Regions from separate parts of the Homo sapiens genome. Here region 2 is linked to region 1. Evidence: read pairs that join two places in POLR2A ChIA-PET (ENCODE). Cell type or tissue: endothelial cell of umbilical vein. All regions are shown on one strand. Links, peaks and the distances in the headings refer to the core of each region. The heading gives the core; the rest is flanking DNA. Region 1 has its middle 16 kb from the start of TMCO1-AS1. Region 2 overlaps UCK2 (uridine-cytidine kinase 2).

Region 1 (5,377 bases), core at 104-5,103:
CCAGTCTCCTAAAATTGGGATGCTTAAATGCCCAGGCAAAAGTGGCAATTGGTCAGAGGGTACTAGAAACCACAGGAGAAATGTGACACATTTTTCCAGAGTATCCATTTTATTTGATGCTGAGTAATTTAAAACATCACTCCCCCCCCCACCATCTTCCCCTTATTTATATCAAACAGATACAGAATGCATTTTCTAAGGCCCCTTCAGATGCACAGATGCATAGAATTAGATACATCATTATTCTCGACTCATGACACATTCTCATTGTTGGTGCATTCAAGACCCTCAATCCTTCATTCATTCATTCATTCATTTAAAATAATACAACAAATACACTTGACATTATCACCAACATGAAAACTAGGAAATGAATTTCCATTCATATTCACCTGTTTGATCTTCAGTTGTATCACCCAGCCTCTTCCCCATTCCAAGGTAACACTACTGAAATCATTCTGTTTTCCCTTTTAATGTCACATGTAAATATATTCAAAAAGAGTGGGGTTTTTTTGGGGGGAGGGAGTGTTTAGATGTTATTAACTTTATATGTAATCTTTAAGGACATATGCTTTTCACTTAATACTATATTGCTAGGATTAATCCACATTATGGCATATAATTATGGTACATTCACTTGGAGTGGATATAAATATATCCTTATTTATTTATGGGTGCACCTCCACTGCCCTGCAGGGTCCTGGGACACTGTGTGAGATGGGGAAGGTACTGATTTTTTATTTTTTGTAGAGGTGGTCCCTGTCCTCCAGGAGCTTCTAATTAATTTGTCTATTCCCTTGCCTGTTAATGGGCATTTGGGTTGTTTTCAGGTTTTGGTATTAAAAAGAGTGCTCACATGAACACTCTTGTATGCATGACCTGATACTCGTTAAAAAGTTTTTTTGAACTGGGGGCAGTGGCTTATTCCTATAATCCCAGCACTTTGGGAGGCTGAGGCAGGATGATCGCTTGAGCCCAGGAGTTCAAGACCAGCTTGGACAAGATAGTTGATATGGTTTGGCTGTGTCCCCACCCAAATCTCAACTTGAATTGTATCTCCCAGAATTCCCCCGTGTCGTGGGAGGGACCCAAGGGGAGGTAACTGAATCATGGGGGCTGGTCTTTTCTGTGCTATTCTCGTGATAGTAAATCTCACGAGATCTGATGGTTTTATCAGGTGTTTCCGCTTTTACTTCTTCCTCATTTATCTCTTGCCACTGCCATTAAGAAATGCCTTTGACCAGGCCTGGTGGCTCAGGCCTGTAATCCCAGCACTTTGGGAGGCCAAGGTGGGCAGATCACAAGGTCAGGAGATGGAGACCAGCCTGGCCATCATGATGAAACCCCATCTCTACTAAAAATACAAAAATTAGTTGGGCATGATGGCGTGCGCCTGTTGTCCCAGCTACTTGGAAGGTTGAGGCAGAAGAATCACTTGAACCCAGGAGGCAGAGGTTGCAGTGAGCCGAGATCACGCCACTGCACTCCAGCCTGGTGACAGAGTGAGACTCCGTCTCAAAAAAAAAAAAAAAAAAAAAAAAAAGAAGTGCTTTTTGCCTCCCACCAAGATTCTGAGGCCTCCCCAGCCACGTGGAACTGTAAGTCCAATTAAACCTCTTTTTGGTTTTAGTTTCGGTTATGTTTTTATCAGCAGCGTAAAAATGAACTAATACAATAGTGAAACCCTGCCTCTACCAAAAAAAAACAAAAAAAAATTTGCTGGGCATGGTGGCATGCACCTGTAGTCCCAGCTACTAGCAGGGTGAAGTGGGAGGATAGCTGGAGGCCAGAAGATCAAGGATGCAGTGAGCTGTGATTGTGCCACTTTACTTGAGCCTGGACAACAGAGCAAACTCTGTCTCAAAAAAAAAAACAAAGTTTCTTTTATGTATATGCCTAGGAGCAAAATGGCAGGTCAAAGGGCATGGAAATGTTTATCTTTACAGGATAACGCCAAATTGTTCCAAAAGCGCTATACCAATTTACACTCCCACCAGCAATGATTAAGATATTCTGATGATCTGTATCCTCCAGATATGGGCCAACTTTAAACATTTCTTTAACATATATATATCAGGTTTACCATTTTAAACATTTTTAAGTATATAGTTCAGAGACATTCAGTACATGCACACTGCTGTACAACCATTACCACCATCCATCTCTAGAACTTATCTTCTTCAACTGAAATTCTGTATCTAGGCTGGGCGCAGTGGCTCACACCTGTAATCCCAACATTTTGGGAGGCCGAGGTGGGCAGATCATCAGAGGTCGGCAGTTCATGACCAGCCTGGCCAACATGGTGAAACCCCATCTCCACTAAAAATACAAAAACTAGCTGGATATGGTGGCGCATGCCTGTAATCCCAGCTACTCGGGAAGCTGAGGTGGGACAATAGTTTGAACCTAGGAAGTGGAGGTTGCAGTGAGCTGAGATTACACCACTGCACTCCAACCTGGGCAACAGAGTGAGATACCATCTCAAAAAAATAAAATAAAATAAAATAAAATAAATCTGTATCTAAAAATATCTCTCAATTCTCCCCTCCTCCAGCCTAGGAAACCATCATTCTATTTTTTGTCCTGATGGATATGACTACTCTAGATACCTGTTTAAACCAAAAATAAAATTATAAGCACCATCCCCTCTTCCCCCCAACCCACACTATCAGAATGGAAGCCTTCTCTCGGCCAAGGGCATTCCAAAGTGAACTTGAAAAACTAGCTCAGGTCATTATGGAAGCAGGGAGCTGGATATGCCTAATTATACCCTCCTCTCTTTTGGAATTACTGACAGAACAGACTCTTAAAGTCTGATAAGAAATATTTACAGTCTATTCTCTGTGAAGCCTGCCACCTGGAGGCTTCATCTGCATGATAAAACCTTGGTCTCTACAACTTCTTACTGTAACCCAGACACTCATTGATAACTCTTTCAACCAACTGCTGATCAGAACATTTTAAAATGAGGAGGAGCCAAGATGGCCAAATAGGAACAGCTCCAGTCTACAGCTCCCAGCGTGAGCAACGCAGAAGATGGGTGATTTCTGCATTTCCAACTGAGGTGCCGGGTTCATCTCACTGAGGAGTGTCAGACAGTGGGTGCAGGACAGTGGGTGCAGCGCACCAAGCGTGAGCCAAAGCAGGGCAAGGCATCGCCTCACCCAGGAAGCGCAAGGGGTCAGGGAATTCCCTTTCCTAGTCAAAGAAAGGGATGATAGACAGCACCTGGAAAATCAGGTCACTCCCACCCTAATACTGCACTTTTCCAATGGTCTTAGCAAACGGCACACCAGGAGATTATATCCCGTGCATGGCTCGGAGGGTCCTACGCCCGTGGAGCCTTGCTCATTGCTAGCACAGCAGTCTAAGATCAAACTGCAAGGCAGCAGCGAGGCTGGGGGAGGGGTGCCCGCCATTGCCGAGGCTTGAGTAGGTAAATAAAGCGGCCAGGAAGCTCGAACTGGGTGGAGCCCACCGCAGCTCAAAGAGGCTTGCCTGCATCTGTAGACTCCACCTCTGGGGGCAGGGCATAGCCAAACAAAAGGCAGCAGAATCCTCTGCAGACTTAAATGTCCCTGTCTGACAGCTTTGAAGAGAGTAGTGGTTCTCCCAGCATGCAGCTGAAGATCTGAGAATGGACAGACTGACTCCTCAAGTGAGTCCCTGACCGCCGAGTAGCCTAACTGGGAGGCATCCCCCAGTAGAGGCAGACTGACACCTCACATGGCCGGGTACTCCTCTGAGACAAAACTTCCAGAGGAACGATCAGGCAGCAACATTTGCTGTTCACCAATATCTGCTGTTCTGCAGCCCCTGCTACTGATACCCAGGCAAACAGGGTCTGGAATGGACCTCCAGCAAACTGCAACATACCTGCAGCTGAGGGTCCTGACTTTTAGAAGGAAAACTAACAAACAGAAAGGACATCCACACCAAAACCCCATCTGTACGTCACCATCATCAAAGACCAAAGCTCGATAAAACCACAAAGATGGGGAAAAAACAGCAGAAAAACTGGAAACTCTAAAAATCAGAGCACCTCTCCTCCTCCAAAGGAATGCAGCTCCTCACCAGCAACGGAACTAAGCTGGACGGAGAATGACTTTGACGAGTTGAGAGAAGAAGGCTTCGGACAATTGAACTACTCTGAGCTAAAGGAGGAAGTTCGAACCCACGGCAAAGAAGTTAAAAACCTTGAAAAAAAAAATTAGACGAATGGCTAACTAGAATAACCAATGCAGAGAAGTCCTTAAAGGCCCTGATGGAGCTGAAAACCAAGGCAAGAAAACTACGTGATGAATGTACAAGCCTCAGTAGCCGATTCGATCAACTGGAAGAAAGGGTATCAGTGATGGAAGATGAAATGAATGAAATGAAGCAAGAAGGGAAGTTTAGAGAAAAAAGAATAAAAAGAAACGAACAAAGCCTCCAAGAAATATGGGACTATGTGAAAAGACCAAATCTACGTCTGATTGGTGTACCTGAAAGTGACGGGGAGAATGGAACCAAGTTGGAAAACACTGCAGGATATTATCCAGGAGAACTTCCCCAATCTAGCAAGGCAGGCCAACATTCAGATTCAGGAAATACGGAGAACGCCACAGAGATACTCCTTGAGAAGAGCAACTCCCAGACACATAATTGTCAGATTCACCAAAGTTGAAATAAAGGAAAAAATGTTAAGGGCAGCCAGAGAGAAAGGTCAGGTTACCCACAAAGGGAAGCCCATCAGACTAATAACTGATCTCTTGGCAGAAACTCTACAAGCCAGAAGGGAGTGGGGGCCAATATTCAACATTCTTAAAGAAAAGAATTTTCAACCCAGAATTTCATATCCAGCCAAACTCAGCTTCATAAGTGAAGGAGAAATAAAATCCTTTACAGACAAGCAAATGCTGAGAGATTTTGTCACCACAAGGCCTGCTCTAAAAGAGCTCCTGAAGGAAGCACTAAACATGGAAAGGAACAACCAGTACCAGCCACTGCAAAATCATGTCAAATTGTAAAGACCATCGAGGCTAGGAAGAAACTGCATCAACTAACGAGCAAAATAACCAGCTAACATCATCATGACAGGATCAAATTCACACATAACAATATTAACCTTAAATGTAAATGGGCTAAATGCTCCAATTAAAAAACACAGACTGGCAAATTGGATAAAGAGTCAAGACCCATCAGTGTGCTGTATTCAGGAAACCCATCTCATCTGCAGAGACACATATAGGCTCAAAATAAAGGGATGGAGGAAGATCTACCAAGCAAATGGAAAACAAAAAAAGGCAGTGGTTGCAATCCTAGTCTCTGATAAAACAGACTTTAAACCAACAAAGATCAAAAGAGACAAAGAAGGCCATTACATAATGGTAAAGGG
Region 2 (5,377 bases), core at 165-5,164, 54 kb before region 1:
GAAACAGTTGATAGGAGAGGTAGCAATGGGAGGGCTTTCTGTGGTGCTGGGAATAATCTATGTTCACCATATGATAATTCATTGAACCGTGCTTTTAGAATTTATACATTTTGCTAGGTGTTCTATTAGTAATTAAAAGGTTTTTTTAAAAAGATGCTAATAAACTGTTTTTTCTCCCCCTAACTACCTACTACAAAACAAGAGACCTTAACTCCTTTAGGAAAAAGGCACAACTTAACTACAGGAAAGGATCGCTAAGGCCTACAGAAAGCTGGTAAGACAAGAATAAGAAACTTCAAAGGTCGACCCAGGAAGAGGGTGCCCAATATCTGACTAGCTATGGGTCTTATCAGCAAAGAAGTAATAACTCACATTAGTCAGTGGGACTTAAACTATAAAGGCTCCTTATCACTATCAATGCCTCCATTCCTGGACCCTGTCAGGCACAGATGCCAGGGAGCAGTGCTGGCTAGAACTGGACGGCAAGACTGACCAAAGATACACTGGAGGGACAAGTTCAAGGGATCGATTGCACCACATGCTGACTATGGTCAATGGCAATGTATTGTATACTTGAAAATTGCCAAGAGAGTAGATTTCAATTGTTCTCACCACAAAAAAATGACTAAGTGAGGTAACAGATATGCTAATTAGCCTGATTTAACCATTCCACAATGTATACATACATTAAAACATTAATGGGCACACCATAAATATATTTTCATTTGTCAATTAAAATCAATGAATAACTATTTAAAAACATTTTTAAAGGCTGACCAGGCCGGGCACAGTGGCTCACGCCTGTACTCCCAGCACTTTGGGAGGCCAATGCCGGGGGATAACTTGAGGTCGGGAATTCAAGACCAGCCTGGCCAACATGGTGAAACCCCGCCTCTACTAAAAATACAACAAGTAGCCGGGCATGGTGGCACACGCCTGTAGTCCCAGCTACTTGGGAGGCTGAGGCAGGAGAATTGCTTGAACCCGGCAGAGGCTGCAGTGGGCCGAGATCGCGCCACACTCCAGCCTGGGCAGCACAGCAGGACTCTGTCTGGGGCGGGGGCCGGGGTGGGGGAAGGCTGGCCAACCAGCCTGTTCTGACAGCACATCTGCACAGAACATGAATCACGGTACCGGCAAGTGACCGGCCCACTGCAGAAGCATTGCTATGTATATACCTCTGCATACATTTTATCGTTTAACCCTAACACCTCTCCAAACCAGACATCATCTCCTTTTCACAGATGTAGGAATAGGTTCAGAAGAAACAGATTAAAAGTGGCCAAATAGGGATGTTAACACAAGCCTGGCTGACTCCAAAACCCACGCACGTTCTCCACTCCATCAAGCTTCCTGGGCTTACCTCAACAAGGAAGCATCTTCTGAACAAACCAGGGATTCTCTATCTTAACTTGAAGTGGACACATTATAAAGCTTCAATTCTATCACACCAAAAAAACACCTTAAACTCCACCAAGACCCAGCAAGAAGAGCCTCATGGCAGGCTAGGACTGAGTTCTTCCCAGAAGACAGGTCTAAAACACAAGCTTTTCCACCTTAACAATGGATGTCTCCTGACCCCTTCCTCCAGAAATCAAATGGCCAATCTGATGCCCACTTCAGCTTCTGTCATCCCTCTGTAGTCAGACAAGGAGGGCTCGCTCAGCTTGCATTTCCTTCCTGAAGAGTATTCACTACCTCTCTTGTTCAAACACTATGTATCACTCAATATTCTATTCCTTCTGCTCTCAAATGTTTACTTTCTCTACAAAAGGAGGTAGAGAAAAATGTAGCCATTGACTAATAAAAAAAGCATATCTTACCTCAATCAAAAAAAAAGCATTGAGTTAAACAAAATAGGTGACAGTTCTTTAAGAGCTTGACAATACGAATTTAAAGTTAAAAGTTTAAGTTAAAGTCACTCTCTGATTTTTTCTTTCTTTTTTTTTTGAGACGAAGTCTTGCTCTGTCATCCAGGCTGGAGTGCAGTGGCACGATCTCGGCTCACTGAAATCTCCGCCTCCCTGGTTCAAGTGATTCTCCTGCCTCAGCCTCCCGAGTAGCTGAGATTACAGGCACCCGCCACCATGCCCAGCTAATTTTTGTATTTTTAGTAGAGATGGGATTTCACCATATTGGTCAGGCTGGTCTCGACCTCCTGACCTCAGATGACCTGCCCATCCCGGCCTCCCAAAGTGCTGCGATGACATGCATGAGCCACTGCACCCAGCCTGATTTTTTTTAATGCACCACTAAACAGGCACCTAAGCCATCTAGCATGCACACTTACAAGACCAAGCTCAGTGACTGACAATGTGCCAGCAATCTTATCCAGGTGATGGTACCCCAAGAGGAAATACAAATGTGAACAGCAAAGGGACAACTATCCACATCCCCCAGCAACAGGTTTAATGTTAAAACTAGTATTAGAAGCAGTAACTGAGCAAAGTAACTCATTCTTCAACCATTCAACAGATATTTGAGTGTCTAATGTTTACAATTTTAAATAGAGTGATCATGAGAAGGAGACACGTGAGCAACACTTGAAGGAGGGAAGGTGGTTAACGATACTGATATCAAGAGATGCCCTGGCAGAATGAACAGCCAGTGCAAAGGATGCATTTCTAGGGCCCTCCCGATCTTGTTGTAGACTTAATTTACTAGGAGTAAAATGGGAAGCCACTGCAGGGTTGTATCAGAGCAGGGAATTATCCAACTTTCATTTTCACGGGATCACTCTGGCTGTTATGAGAATAGAATGTGTACACAAAGAAAGAAGAGGGAGATGGGTCAGGAGACAACTGCAATGATGCAACTGACAGATGATGATGACCTGGACCAGGGTAGAAGCAAAGGAGTGGAAAAGTGCTCAGGCTGCAGATATGTTGTGAAGGCAGGGCCAACAGGATTTCCTAAGGGAATGGATCCAAGTCACTTAGCGATTATGAATGCAAACATGTTTGAAGACTACAGTCCAACGTCAACACTCTTACCAGCCCATTCTTCATAAGCTCTCTCTAGACAGCCTGAGAGGCTACAGAAGAAATAAAGAGTAGTCAAGGATAACCCCGAGGTTTTAGGCCTGAGCAACTAGAAAGATGAAGCTGTCATCAACTGAGATGGTGAGGTTAAAGATTGAGCACGTTCAAGGGGTGAGATGAGGAGTTCAATATTGGAAATGTTGAGATTCCTATGATACACAGAGTTTGAAAAAAAATTACTTAATATTTGGTTATTCTACAAACATTTGAGAACCTCCTCATCCTTCCCGTTTTTGGACACTTGTTAGCTTCAGGCAATAGTGAGGTAAAACAAAGTCCCTGATCCTGAGAGCTCAGTCTAGAGAAGATAGACTAAACAAGCAAGGACCACACAGGGCAAGGGAAAAAAATTCTGTAACTGAGGTCTGTTTAGGATGCTTTGGCAACATAGAAGAGGAGGCCCCAAAAAGAGCAAAAGAGCAACACCTGCAAAGGCTTAAAAGTGACAGTAAGCATACTGAAGGGTCCCAGGACCTTCAGGAAATCTAACTGGTATCCAGTTGAGATGAATGTTAGCAAACGGCAGGGGATGTCAGTCTTTCAGAACCCCACCAAAGAAAGCTTACAAATGACTACCACTTACACAGGTTCAGATTCAAGAAGTACTTTGTGTGACCAGTGGTAACAATTACAGGATACTCAAGGCTAGTTACAGAACTGTCAAAATGTAAGGGCTTGTAAGGACCCTCTTCTGTAGATGAATATACAGATACTTAATAAGTAAGTGGCAACAGTGGGCTGGAACACAAGGGCTGTGGTTTGAAAGTGTCCTCCAAAGTTCACGTGTTGAAAACTTGATGCCCAATGTGGCAGTGTTGGGAAGTGGGGCCTGATGGGAGGTGTTTGCATCTTGGAGGCACCACCATCATGAACTGGATTAATGCCATTATCGTGGGAGCAGATTCGTTATGACAGGGGTGGGTTCCTTATAAAAGGAACCTCTTGTTTGAAACTTTTGTGCACGAGGACAGGCACTTCCCTCCCCCTCCTCTCCTCCTGCCCTTCTGCCTTCCAGGACGGGATGACCATGACACAGCAAAAAGGCCAGGTGTCAGGCACTCAATCTTGGACTTCTTAGCCTCCAGAACTGTAAGAAATAAATTTCTGTTCATTATCAGGTATTCTGCTATAGCAGTACAAAACAGACTAAGACACCAAGCTACCTAAATCAGTTGTCTTCAAACTAGGGTACATGAAAACTTCCTGAGCCACATGAAAGCAAGCATACTTTTTCACAATCAGGCTTCTCCCACTTTACAAAATAAAGGCCCATCACCCCTCCACTCTGAATCCATGCAAAAAGGTGATCTAAAATACTCGAGCTGATACTGGAAGATGAATGACTTAATGACTGAATAACAATTCCTTTTACAAGTCTGGAGGTTTCCAGTTTTCCTGCTTTCTACAAAATTAGAGGAGATGAATGGCAAGCTAGTTGATTCAAAAAATCCACTGTATTTTGACATATAATTTTAAAGGTAAAAACTGAGTCTAAGTGACCTTCATATAACAATATTCTGTCCATTTCCATCTACTTATTTATGTCAACAGGGTTCCTTAAAGCTTAGATCTATACAAATGAAAAATCTTATTCTAGTATTAAATAGTAATTATCCACAGAATCATCAAATAATTGGGGGTGGAAGGCTCTATCTCATCAAGATGTTTTCTTCAAAAAAATGTATAACATATCCATTTGGTTGTTTTTTTTGTTTTGTTTTTTGTTTTGAGACGGAGTCTTGCTCTTGTCGCCCAGGCTGGAGTGTAGTGGTGCAATCTCAGCTCACTGCAACCTCTGCTTCCTGGGTTCAAGTGATTCTCCTGCCTCAGCCTCCGGAGTAGCTGGGATTACAGGCACCAGCCACCATGCCCAGCTAATTTTTGTATTTTAGTAGAGACGGGGTTTCCCCATGTTGGCCAGGCTGGTCTTGAACTCCTGACCTTAGGTAATCTGCCTGCCTAGGCCTCTCAAAGTGCTAGGATTACAGGCATGAGCCACCGCGCCCGGCAGTATCCATTTGTTTTGATGAATTTTATACTAATAAGTACAGTAGTAATGCAATCGAAAAGAAATAAATACTTAGATTCATGAGAACAGGAAATAAAATTTTAATGTATACTTCTGTCACGTGTGATAGAACGACCAATAAAATATTTTCAAGCATAAAAATAAATGAAATTAAATTAATATTTTGCAGGGGAAGTGGAACTGAAATATGATTGAGGAAAAAAGAAAAATAAACATTTCTGACTCAAATAAGAGCTTGTTCATCTACATGTTTTAAAATGTATGACAATAGGTCAAATTATTATAGATTTAGAGCCCATCAGATACA

The links. ChIA-PET counts read pairs that join two places held together with the same protein. Peaks named below come from ENCODE experiments on the same cell type or tissue, not always from the same donor. Only the 100,000 strongest peaks of a DNase experiment are listed, where the experiment ranks them.
Region 2: POLR2A ChIA-PET joins it to region 1 with 7 read pairs; 13 of 35 experiments call an interaction of 5 or more read pairs at or near these places.

What each region holds. Positions count from the first base shown.
Region 1 is chr1:165,781,744-165,787,120 of GRCh38, reverse strand. No RefSeq gene overlaps it. Among named protein-coding and RNA genes, the nearest start is that of TMCO1-AS1, 16 kb to the right of the region's middle. In endothelial cell of umbilical vein, for the core only: no CTCF peak of the experiment used is centred there; no DNase peak of the experiment used is centred there.
Region 2 is chr1:165,835,621-165,840,997 of GRCh38, reverse strand. The region is part of intron 1 of UCK2 (uridine-cytidine kinase 2); the gene reads right to left. Among named protein-coding and RNA genes, the nearest start is that of UCK2, 11 kb to the right of the region's middle. In endothelial cell of umbilical vein, for the core only: no CTCF peak of the experiment used is centred there; a DNase peak (open chromatin) is centred at 2,927.